Regions from separate parts of the Homo sapiens genome. Here region 1 is linked to region 2. The links are chromatin contacts, found by Hi-C in ENCODE. All regions are on one chromosome and are shown on one strand. Each heading gives the region's core, a stretch centred on a gene start or an enhancer-like site at or near the end of the contact. The rest is flanking DNA. Distances are from core to core; before and after follow the strand shown. Region 1 holds the start of LINC00877 (long intergenic non-protein coding RNA 877). Region 2 has its middle 110 kb from the start of RYBP.

Evidence for each region. Hi-C counts contacts between places; a loop is a spot of excess contacts on that map. Pooled maps may share reads with other maps.
Region 1: a map of CD14-positive monocyte shows a loop between it and region 2 (2.0-fold over the local background). The contact joins the promoter of LINC00877 here to the enhancer-like site in region 2. A Hi-C loop is called at or near these places in 1 of 168 maps with a recorded cell type or tissue (CD14-positive monocyte), 1 of 37 single-sample maps with no recorded cell type and 8 of 50 pooled maps.

What each region holds. Positions count from the first base shown.
Region 1 is chr3:72,097,561-72,103,171 of GRCh38, forward strand. LINC00877 (long intergenic non-protein coding RNA 877) reads right to left here and starts at 2,895. Exons shown (of 7, transcript NR_104116.1): 1 at 2,609-2,895; 2 at 2,344-2,450. RefSeq lists an enhancer at 2,173-3,013.
Region 2 is chr3:72,337,383-72,343,071 of GRCh38, forward strand. No RefSeq gene overlaps it. Among named protein-coding and RNA genes, the nearest start is that of RYBP, 110 kb to the right of the region's middle. RefSeq lists a silencer at 2,019-2,128. Within about 2 kb of position 1,734, at least 10 of the 41 ENCODE cell types and tissues checked have a DNase peak (open chromatin) inside an H3K27ac peak, as active enhancers do.

The sequences.
Region 1 (5,611 bases), core at 1,645-4,144, 240 kb before region 2:
TCTCCCTTCTACCCAGCCAGAGGGATCCATCACACTGGAGAGGATTAGGACTGTGTGGCAGGAATGCAGAGAGGAAGAAAGAGCTGATGTTCAGATTTCAACTCCTGAAATAGGCACTCGAAGCCCATTTCCGAGAATTCAATAGGCATGAAAGGCAGTGCTTCTGATGTACAAAACTGGTGTTTGTGAAAGGAAAACATTTAATAGCTTTATAGAAATGGGTTTTTTCTTCCTCCATATGAAAAGGTAAGGCTGTGAAAGAGGAGGACACACATGTATCTATAAGAAATAGATTCAAAAGCAAGTAGATGCCGTAGGGAACCCAGACCAGCTGGGAGAGAGAAAGGTTGGAGGGGTTGGAGGGGTTGGAGAAGGGGGAGCTGCAGGGCCCTGGAAGGTCTCTCTGAAGCAAGGCTTTAAGCAGTGAGCAGTGGCCTAGACCACTTTATCAGTCAGCATCCCCACCAACTGCTCAACCAAAGAGACTTCAGTGGGGGGAACTATTGACAAAGGTGTGGGCAGGGGAAAGGAACCAGCAAGGGAGGTTGAGGCACTCAGACACCAGCAACCATGGGAAGCCCTTATGTTCCTCAGCCTGAAGGGACAAGGGGAGCAGGGCCATAACTCTGATCCCAGGAGGAGCTGGCAGCGCTACTGCCTGAGCCATGGTGCTGAGGCAGGGAGGGAATGGGAAAGGATTAACCCCACCTACCTCTTCTCCCACCCTCAGAACTCCCGAGGGCTCCTCCCCAAGACCAAGGCACCTAATGTATGGCAGGTCCTTTGGGATGCCCCACACCATGCCCCCTGGGTCTGCTTCTCATAAAGCTCAGACTCTCGCAACAGCATGCCACCTCAAGTGCACCCACTTTCTGCTCAGGATCGTCCTTGAAGACAGGGAGCCCTCTCAGCCAGTGCATATGTGAAGCCCAGAAATGCAGGGCAGTGAAAGCCCTCACAGGCAGCTCCGGTTCTGTGGGGCCTGGGAGCTGATGGACAGATACTGCCCAGTGAATGGCTCCAGGCATCTTGTACCCATCTCAGAGGTCCTAGCAGAATCTTTGTCTCAGACAACATACCCTTAAATTGACTCTCCCTGCTTTCCTGTCCTCTTTCCCTGCTCCCTCGCTCCGAGTCCTGAGACCAGCTCTGCCACAGGTTGGGTTCTCTGCAAGGAGACTCTGAGATGGAATATGGGGTGCAAGGTGTTTATCAGGGAATCAATGCCTGTGAAAGGAATGGGGAGGAAGTAGATTTGGGCAGAGGGAGAAGCTGAGATGTGATGCAGGGATGCAGGATCAGCCAAGCCTTGGGCAGCCCATCAGGTTGCTGGGAGCATGTCCTGAGTCTCCCATGGGATGAATGGCCAGGCTTCTGTGCCCCCATGCAGATGAGGATGTGGGCAGCCTAGGAGGGCGTGTTCCATGCTGTCTCTGTAGTTGAGGCAAATCCTGAAGGAGCCAACAGGGGGGCAATCAGTCCCTCCTGGAAGGGGGGCCTGCATGGGGAGCTCCACATTCACCATAAGCTCCCCAAGAAACAGGCTGCCCTCACATCCTTTCTGGGGCTCTGCTTTTGGGAGAGCCCAGATAAAGACACTGGGTGAGGTACTGCCAGGGTCAGCGTCCCAGGGCACAGAGAGGATAGAGAAGGGCAGAGAACAGATTTGGGGCTTGAGGGCAGCACATCCATTCAACAAGCACAGCTGACATCCAGTGCTGGAGGCCCAGAGGTGCCCAGTGTGTGCAAGACTGCCCTCCTGCCTCCTCACTGAGTGGACACCCTCCCCCTCTTCCAGCACTCAGAGGACCCCGCCCAGGAAAGCCTTCCTGCTTTTACTAGGGAGGAACAGAAACTGCTTGATCTCCCCGACAAGCGCCACCTGAGCTAGAGGGGAGTAAAATCTACCCTCATTTGGGGACCGTCTCATTTACATCTTTTACAACGTTAAACAGAAGAAAGCATCACTTAGCAGGTGCCCACCCTGATATCCAGCACCACCCTTTGCATTTGCTGTGATTACCTCCTTTAACACAGGTGGAAAATGTGACTCAGAGAGGTTAAGTAACTTACCCAAAGTCACACAGCCAAAACCCAACAGAGCCAGGATTTAGAGACATTCTGATTGACTTCATATTCCATGTAGATGGCACTATGAGGCACTGTCTCAGAAAGTTTTCTGCACACGTATTCCCCCATCCTACTCCCCAAGGCAAAGCAGAAGGCTGGGCTCTGGGTTTTTCTGGCTTGGGATGCCTTAATCAGACCTCCAGCCCAAGCCAGTTTTCAGCGGCTTCTCCCGCGTTCCCAGCCTGTCTTCAATCACGCCGCAGCAGCCCCTACCTTGTTCATCACCGGCTTTCCTTCTCGTGCCTCCTCTAATTTTGCTCCATATCCTTTATGATGAACCATTGCATGGAGGGTGATTTACAACCTCCACTCTCATCTGCCTAGGGTTTAAAAAAAAAAAAATAGAAGAATTAAATTGGATCAAGCGCTCCAAGATCCTGTCTCTGACTTCAGCCTCTCTCGTTTACCCAGTGATGCATCACGCTGTGTTCTAATGGCTTCCTAATGGGCAACTTAATCTGTCATTAAACCCACTCACCAAGCGCCCCTTGCCAGACTCCTCGGCCATTGGTCTGCTTGCTGAGCCACGGCGTCTGTGGGGTGGCCCCGTCCTCAGATTGGCAGGGGTTCTAAAAGGAAGCGTATCCTTTCGTCTGGGGTCCCAGGCTCAAATGCCGACGGGGCCAGAGAGGTAAGAAAGGTGAGCAGGGCTGGGGGCTGGGACTCTGCGGCCGTCTAACGGGCAGCCCCTGCTCGGCCCCCCTCATCGCTGACTTATGGGGATCTGGGCCCAGAACTTCCCATTTCTTGACACAAGTCGGAGATGTAGAAGTGTATGTATAATCTTCCCCTTTTAAAAATGTCAGCATCTATTTAAAAACATTTTTTTTAAACACTGGGCAGGCCAAATAAAACATGGCAGCCGGCAGCTTTGGTCCCCACTGTCAACTCCTTCTCAGAGAGACCCCGAGATACCCCCCTGTGCTGCTCCCAGTCCCGGAGATTTCCTACAGCTCTGCTCAGCACGGGTAAGAGAATAATAAATCGGTCACTTCACTATCCAATTAGCAGCTGTTGCTCCCCGCTGGAGGAAGAAAACAAACAGGAAGACCCTGCCCTGTTTTGTTTAGGATCAAACTCGCCTCTGTACCACCTACCGGAGGGACTCTGGGGTTTGAGTTCTGGGGACAAGCGCGTGCCCCTGCCTCCGAATGAGCTCCTTTTACGTGTGAGTCCTGGGCACAAAACCACAGCCACCACAAGCCGCGGATGCTTCCCCAGCGGGCCCCGCGAAGGGAAACTCCGTGCAGGGGCAAAGCTGAGTTTTGCAACCAGTGAGCGGGAGCCCGGGGGGCGTGGCCAGGCTGAGGGGATGCGTTGTCCTGGTAACCCGTAACTTCCAGAACCATCCATCCTCTGGGGACTTCCTCTATGGGGCTGAAGGGCTTTCTTTCAGTCTCTCCTCAAGCCCTGTCAACATCACAGCAACATATTCCCTTAAATTCCTGAAAAGGTGCCACACTTGAGAGGCAGTGTAGAGTGTGAACCCTGGAGCCAGACCACACAGGATTAGGTGAAAGGCACTTAGCTTCCGCGGGAGCTGGAGCAAGACATTTAACCCCTCCAGCCTCAGTTTTCTTATCTGTCAAGTGGAGATCATAGTTGTGCTGACCCTGAAGGTGAAGATTAAATCAGTTAACATACGTAGCACATCCCCTGTAGTTCCTAGGGCAGGGTAAGTGCTATGTAAGTGTCAGGAATGGTAATAATAATTTGGGGGAGCATCCGCTGTCCTCTTAGCTCTGAGAGATAGAGGCTCATCAATCTATGGGATCTCACATTAAGACATAGTTGAGCTGTCTCTGGGATGCCAAACTCCTAGAGTTTATCACTTCCCCCCTCTCCATGTATTGTATCCTCTCCCCTCCATCAACTCTTTGGAACTGTGGAAAGTTCTACCCCTTTCCAAACCCAACTCCAACGATACTCCTTCATACCACACACAATGTTCTTCACCCTCCTCTGAACTCATTTTATGCTCTATTGGCACACACACAAGAGCACTTATCACCATTTGCCTTAGACAGTAGCTATGTGTGGATACGATTTATCTCACTGGAGACCGTGACCTCATCTTATTTTTTATATCCCCCGTCGCACTGTGTCTTCGACATAATAGGTGTTAAGTCAATATTTGCTAAAGATATGTTAAGTGAATAAATGAATTAGATTCCCTGAAACAACCAGGGAGATTCACCTGGAGGAAGTCTGAAGTTTGAGAGCTTAGAACTCTCAGAATGGACTTGAACTTGGCCAAGGAAATCTCAGGGGCTATCAATAATAAGCAATAATTATAATAAATAAGAAAATACTAGCATTTATTGTGTGTCTGCTGACTGCCAGATGCTGCTCTAAACTATTGACACGGACTATTTTCTGGAATTTTCACACCTGTCTGGTGAGGTTTGTTCTACTTTTGTCATCTCACAATCCCAGCCAAGGATGCTGCAGTTTAGGGGAGTGGAGTAATGTTCCTAAGACACAGCTGGCCAGTGGCAGAGTACGGATTTGAACCAGGTAATTTGGTTCCCATGGAAGCAAATATTTGAGCGCATACACTTAATTAGGGAAGTGGCCCTAGGGAGCACTGGTAGGGGGATGAGGAAGTGAAACGGAGGGAAGGAAGTAGAGTGAGAGTTTGTTCACAAGCAGGTCATCTCTGTGTGCAATGAAGCTCATTCCCACTGGGGACTACGGGGAGACTGCAGAATAGAACCTGCCTCAGAGCCATCATCCCAGAGGCTAGGGAGCATGGGCATTTACCCAATTCCCTTCATCTTTGGTTGGGGCTGCTCTTGGGGACAACCCCAGGCACTTCCAGCCTGGCCAGTGCATGGACTGAGCATGCTCCTGTGGCCAGAGACAGCCCCAGACAGAGTGACAGGTTTCTTCAGTAAGAAGCTGGTGTTGCGTACAGCAATGGTGAATGCCAAAGGCAGGAGATAGGGGGCCAACACCATCTTCTACATCAGGGGGCTGGTTCCAGAGGCATTCCTCTTTCCACCAGCCCGCAGTCCAGCTCTGCTCACAAACAGATTCCTTCCTTCCCTCCCTCCCTCCCTCCCTCCCTCTCTCTCTCTCTCTCTCTCTTTCTTTCCTTCTTTCACAGAGTTTCACTCTGTCACCCAGGCTGGAGGGCAGTAGTGCGATTTTGTCTGCCTCCCGGGTTCAAGCAATTCTTGTGCCTCAGCCTCCCGAGTAGCTGGGATTGCAGGTGCCCCGCCACCATGCCCAGCTAATTTGTGTATTTTTAGTAGAGACAAGGTTTTGCCATGTTGTCCAGGCTGGTCTCGACCTCCTGAGCTCAAGCAATCCACCCATCTCGGCCTCACAAAGTGCTGGGATTACAGGCATGAGCCACCATGCCTGGCCCAGAAAGCCCACACTTTCTGATGTTCTTGTCTGGGCAGCAGATGCCTCCTCTAGGCGCACTTTAGCCTATTTTTAGTCTCATTATTGTTTCCATAGCCTTGGTGTCCTA
Region 2 (5,689 bases), core at 484-2,983:
GTGAGTGTGGTGTCTGTGTGTGACGTGTGGCATATGTGATGTATGTGGTGTGTGTGGGTGTGTATATGCATGTGGTATGTGCACATGCACACGGTGTCTGGTGTGTGGCGGGGAGTGTTTGTGTATGTGTGGTGTGTGTGTATGTGTGGTGGGTGTGGGTCTGTATGTGTGTGATGTGTGTGGGTGTGTATGTGTGTATATGTGGTGTGTGGGTGTACGTGTGTGGTGTGTGGGTATGTGTGTGGTATGTGTGGTGGTTTGTGACTGGTGTGTGTATGTGTGTGGTGGGAGTGTTTGTGATTGTGTGGTGTGTGTGTGGGGGGGAGGGACTGGCACTGTGGAACACCAGGACAGGATCTGAGTGTGGGTGGGTTAGGTTCACCTATGTAGAGCAAGGCGGAAGTGACGAGGAAGTGGAGGAGCAAGAGGAGAGGGAGGAAAAGGAAGGGGGAAGCGAGGGAGGCAAAAGGAGGAGGCCAGCGATTGCAGGGGTATCTCATACTCTCACTCTCCCCTACCTGGGGACAGCAGGGGTGTTGGAAAGGGCACTGGGGGTCCCTGCTCTGAGAAAACCCTCATGGGGCATCCAGGTGGTGGACTGGAAAACTGTCCCAAGGGTCTTCTGCCCTCTCTCCATGGCCGTCAGCCCCATGGCCTCTCTGGCTGACAAGTGGGTTCCCCTGAACTCATATGTCAACTTAATTGCCTCCCCCTGCCCCTATCCTTCCTGATGAATAGGAGTAGCTGGCTGACTGGGGACCACTTATTCTGGACATTGCTGAAGAGGGTCAAGGCATGCTTTCGGTTTGATCTAGGGTTTCTGTCAGTGATCGCTAGTGATTCATGTGATACTGTAAGAAGTCAGTCAGGGCCTTGGTGTTGACAAGGTTAGATGATTGATTGACTGACTGACTGACTGACTGACTGACTGACTGATGGTCACTGTGGGTTTCACTGTAGCTGGCTGGCTGTGATCTGGACTGACCAGGCCATGGACTGTGGGAGCTTGTGACTATGACTGGGCCAACTGCAACTGGGCTGATGGATTCAGTGGATTGAACATGACTGGTGAGGAGACAGGTTGACAAGGAGACCAACTCATTGACCACATGCATGATGGACTGACTGGCCAGTTGATGACAATGGGTTTGGTGTATGGTTGACTGGTTGGTTGTTTAATTCAAACTGACTGGATAACTAGGCAGCTTACTATGACTGACTATTGTGACTGCCTGCCTGGCTGACTGAGGGAATAACTGAGTCAGTGTGACTGGCAGGCTGATTCAGACTGACTGGATGTCTGGATGACTATGATCTCCTAACTGATAGCCGTCAGTGATGATCTTGACTGACTGACTAGCCGGCTCTGGGATTGGCTGTCTCTTCCAGACTGACTTGGTAACCGTGGGTCTGACTGTGACCCCTGCGTCTTGACTGACCGCCTTGATTGCATGCCTGACATTTTGAGATCAACTGACTGGCTGGTTGCCTGGTGTTTCATTGTGGCTGTGGCACAGCCTACGGCTACCTGTGACTAACCATGAAACTGACTACACCCAACTCACAGGACAGACCGGGTGGACTGACCACCTGCCTTAGTCATGGAAAACTGACTCTGGCTGACTCAACTGCCAGAGACTGACTGAGATGAACAGGCCAGCCAAGAGACAGCTGGGTGACTCGTGGTGAGTGGCTTTGTCTGACTGGATGGCTGTGACAATGTAACTGAGTCTGGCTGTGAGACAATAACCTGTGGATTGACTGACTTGAATGTGTTGACTGGGTGGCTGAATCTGATTGGCTATGTGGGTGACTGATGACTCCTGGCTGACTGGCTAACCCTGCCTTGACTGACTGATTGATGGGCTGACAGATCGAGTTTGACCAGGCAGCAGGAGACCTGCTGACCACGGCTGTGACTCACTGTGTGAGCGGCCATGTCTGACTGTGTAACACAATCTGACCAAGAGACAATGACTAATTGACTGACCAACTGACTGAGATTGGCTGGGTGTCTGACTGACCAGCTGTGACTGCAACTCCTGATGTGAGTGGGCGTTGACTGGGTGGCCCTGACTCGTATAGGCAAGTCTGGCTGTGAGACAACAGCTAACTCCCTGACTGGCCCAGTGTGCCAACTGGCTGACTGCTTGAGGCTGGCCAACAGACCAGCTGACCGTGCCTGGGACTCACGGTGTGCGTGGCCATGCCTCACTGTGTGGCCCTGGCTGTGTCTCGGAGTCTGACTGTGAGACAAGGGCAGACTGACTGACTTTCCTGGCCAACTGCCTCCAGGTAGCCTGTCAACACAGTCCCTACCCTTCCCAAAACCATTAAAGTGCTGCAGTGGGAGCTGGCCCAGCCTGAGGGGACAGAGCAGCTTCTGTGGAGCAGCAGGGACAGGAAGAGGGAAGCAGGAGCCGCTGGAGGGAGAAGAGGAGTAGGCCCTGCCCAGGAATGGGCCACACGGAAAGTTCTCCACCTCACCCTGGCGGGGGCTGGGTCACAGGCACACGTTCTTGGAGCTGTGTTTTGGCTCTAGTCTTATAGCTCCTTTGTTTGGGGGTGAGGGGGGAGGGGAGCTGGGGGAACCTATAAACATATTGAGCCAATAACTCACCTACAGGACTCCAATTATAGGGCTGGGGGAGAGAGGATAGCTGGGTGGGGGTGGGGCGGGCCACGGGCAGCCATTTATGGGGCTTGGATTGGGGCCAAACGCTGCCCTAGAAAATCCAGGTCTTGGAATGCAGGGCTGGAGAAGTCTTAGGAAGGAGCAATGTGTCTGTCAGTCACACCTCTGTTACCGCCACCATTTTATAGCTGGGGAAACAGAGGCCCACAGCCCTCAAGAGCCCAGGGCATTTCCCACACCCGGCCCCCCCTGGGGCTGTCCCCCAGAGCCCGGGCAGGTGGTGAGCCTCAGCCCTCCCTTACTCTCCCGCAAGATGCTGGGCAGCAGAATTTGGGGGGCAGGGTCGATGACCTTGGGCAAGTTACTCCATCTCTCTGAGCCTCAGTTGCTTCATCAGTTAAACAGCTGTTTCTGATAGAAGCCACTTGGCAGAACTCGGATTGGGTGCCCAGATGCCTCTGCCACCACCTGTGTGGTCTCCAGCAGGGAGCTTTGCATTTTGCGCCTCGGTGTCCCCATTCACAAATGGGAACGGGCTCAAGAAAGGCACTTACTTCATAAGCTTGTCATGAGGAGGAAAAACACAATCCACATGAAGACTTCAGCTCGGTGCCTGGCACCTAGTAAACAACCCAGAAATGTGAACCTGCACAATGATTAATCCTCATCTCTTGGGAGGCATTAGGATTAATCAAGATCTTTGACGCGCATGTACTTGGGAAGCCATGACGTTCAGCCCCAAAGTGTTGGGAGGCACAGGGGCACAGCCTGGTAATGGTGCCACCGATGAGCCCAGCTGGGCCCTCCGCAGCCACCCTGAAATGCCACCTGCTTCCCCAAAGGATCTTACAGACCCTCTGGGAGGCACCAGCTGCTCCTGATACCACAGCCACTGGGGCCTGGTCCCCAGGGACAGGGAGGTGAAAACAGGAGGAAATTTTCTGGGGTTCCCCCAGGTAAGAGCCAAGGGCCCAGGTGTCACACATAGGCCTTGGTGGGGACAGGAGCCTCTTCCAGGAACGCCCAGAGTCTCAGGCCCTCCAGAAGCTGAAGAAAAAGCCAGACTCTTCTCTGAAGCTGAGAAGAGTAAGGGCAGCCAGAAAGGCAGAATTTCCCCAGGAGGCTGAGAACCTGGGTGTGGGCCCAGGAAAATCCCTCCCACGGTAACACTGCTGTCCTGTTCTCAGAGGGCTGCTGGGGAGGTGAGCTCATTTGACCTTCACAGCCACTTATAACTGTAAATTACAACACGCCAGGTAATAAAGCATCCCCAAGGTCATAGCCAAGGAACTTCAGGGCCACCTCCTGATGCATTCCTTCCTCATTCATTCCTTCAGCAAGTTTTTATGAGCATTTCTTCTGTTGAACCAGGCAGAAACAACAGTGATGAGGGCCCGGTCTCTGGCTCTAGAGGTGTGTAGTCGGGAGGACAGCACAGCAGAGGCTTAAGACCTCAGATTCAGGAGCCAGGCAGACCCACTCTTGAATCCCAGCTCACATGTTTACTAGATCTGCAACCATGGGCCAGTGGCTTTTCTCCTCCGAGCCTCAATTTTCCTATCTGTAAAATGGGAATAGTTATGGCACCAATCTTACTGGGTCATGGTGAGGATTTAACAAAATATTCAATAAATGCTTAGAAAATATGTTCCAGGGAGCTGTGAGTGTGTCCCTTCTGCCCCATAATTCCTTCCTCATCTGTAAAGTGGGCATACGGCCCTACCCTACGGGGTCACTGTGAAGAATGAATGAGCACTTAGCACTGTTGCTACCACCTCACACAGCTCTAGTGGGTGCTGTTCACACCAGGGTTGATCAGTCATGGCCTGTGCAGCTCTTCACAGTGGCCCTGTCTGGCAAACAGTAAGGGCCCCATAAACGGTGAGCTATTTGTCTTACTCTTAGAGGGGAATGCAAAGTAGAAAACAAGTATTTAAATGCTAAGAGTGTGCAAGGGCTCAGTTAGGGTATAAATCCAGAAGCAGGAGCTCCACTTACTTGGTTAGGGTGATGAGGAAGGGAAAGAAAGGGTCAGAGCCATCTGGGGCTTAGCCAAAGGATGGATGGGGCCAGATGGGGGAGCTCCTGGCAGAAGGGAGGGCCTGTGCAGAGGCCTGGAGGCAGGAGAGAGTGGAGCCTCCAGGGGTACCTCGGACCTGCCAGAGGGGCTGGAGCTGGACTCCCAGGGGTAGCCTGGTTCTCAGGCCATCTCCAAGCCAGCTCTCCCTCCTCAGGCAGAGCTGCCAGGCTTCCTGTCCCCTAATTCTACAGGGCCTCAGTCAGGGACTCTCACGGTCCTGTTTCACAAAAGAAGAAAGGCATTCTTGGACTAGTTTCCTATTGCTGCTGGAACAAGTTGCCACAAACTCGATGGCTTAAAACAGATTGATTCTCTTAGAGTTATGGAGGTCTGAAGTCTAGCATCAGCGTGACAGCAGGTCTGCATTCCGAAGGTCTTCCTTCTGAAGGCCTCAGGGGAGAAACCATCCCCTTTGTCTCTTCCAACTTCTGGAGGCTGCCTGTGTTCCCAGGCTCATGGTCCCTTCCTCGGATCCCTCCAACCTCTTGCTTCCCTTGTCACATTGCCTTCTGTCCCTCCAGTCTCCTGCCTCCTTCTTAGAAGGACCTTCGTGATCCCCCCTGGACGATCGTCTCTTCTCAAGATCCTGAGCTTAATCACATCTGCAAAGTGCCCCCTGCCTCAGGGCCTTTGTGTGTGCTGTTCCCTCCACCCGAAATGCTTTTCCCCGAGACATACACATGGCTCATTTCTTCGCCTCCGTCAGGGAGCTGCTCATATGAAACCCCTCGCCCCATGCTTGACTTTTCTCCATCCACTCATCACGAACTGGTGTATTAGAAATTGATGTTTTTATTTATTTTCTGTCTCCCCACAGGTATATTATAAACTGCAGAAAGACTGGGACTTTATCTATCTTGTTGACTACAGCCTCCTCAGCACCTAAATCAGTATCTAGTATCTAGCAAGAACTCAAAATAAATAATGAGTGAACAAATGGGGCTACTGAAACTCAGAGAGGGGATGTGACTTGT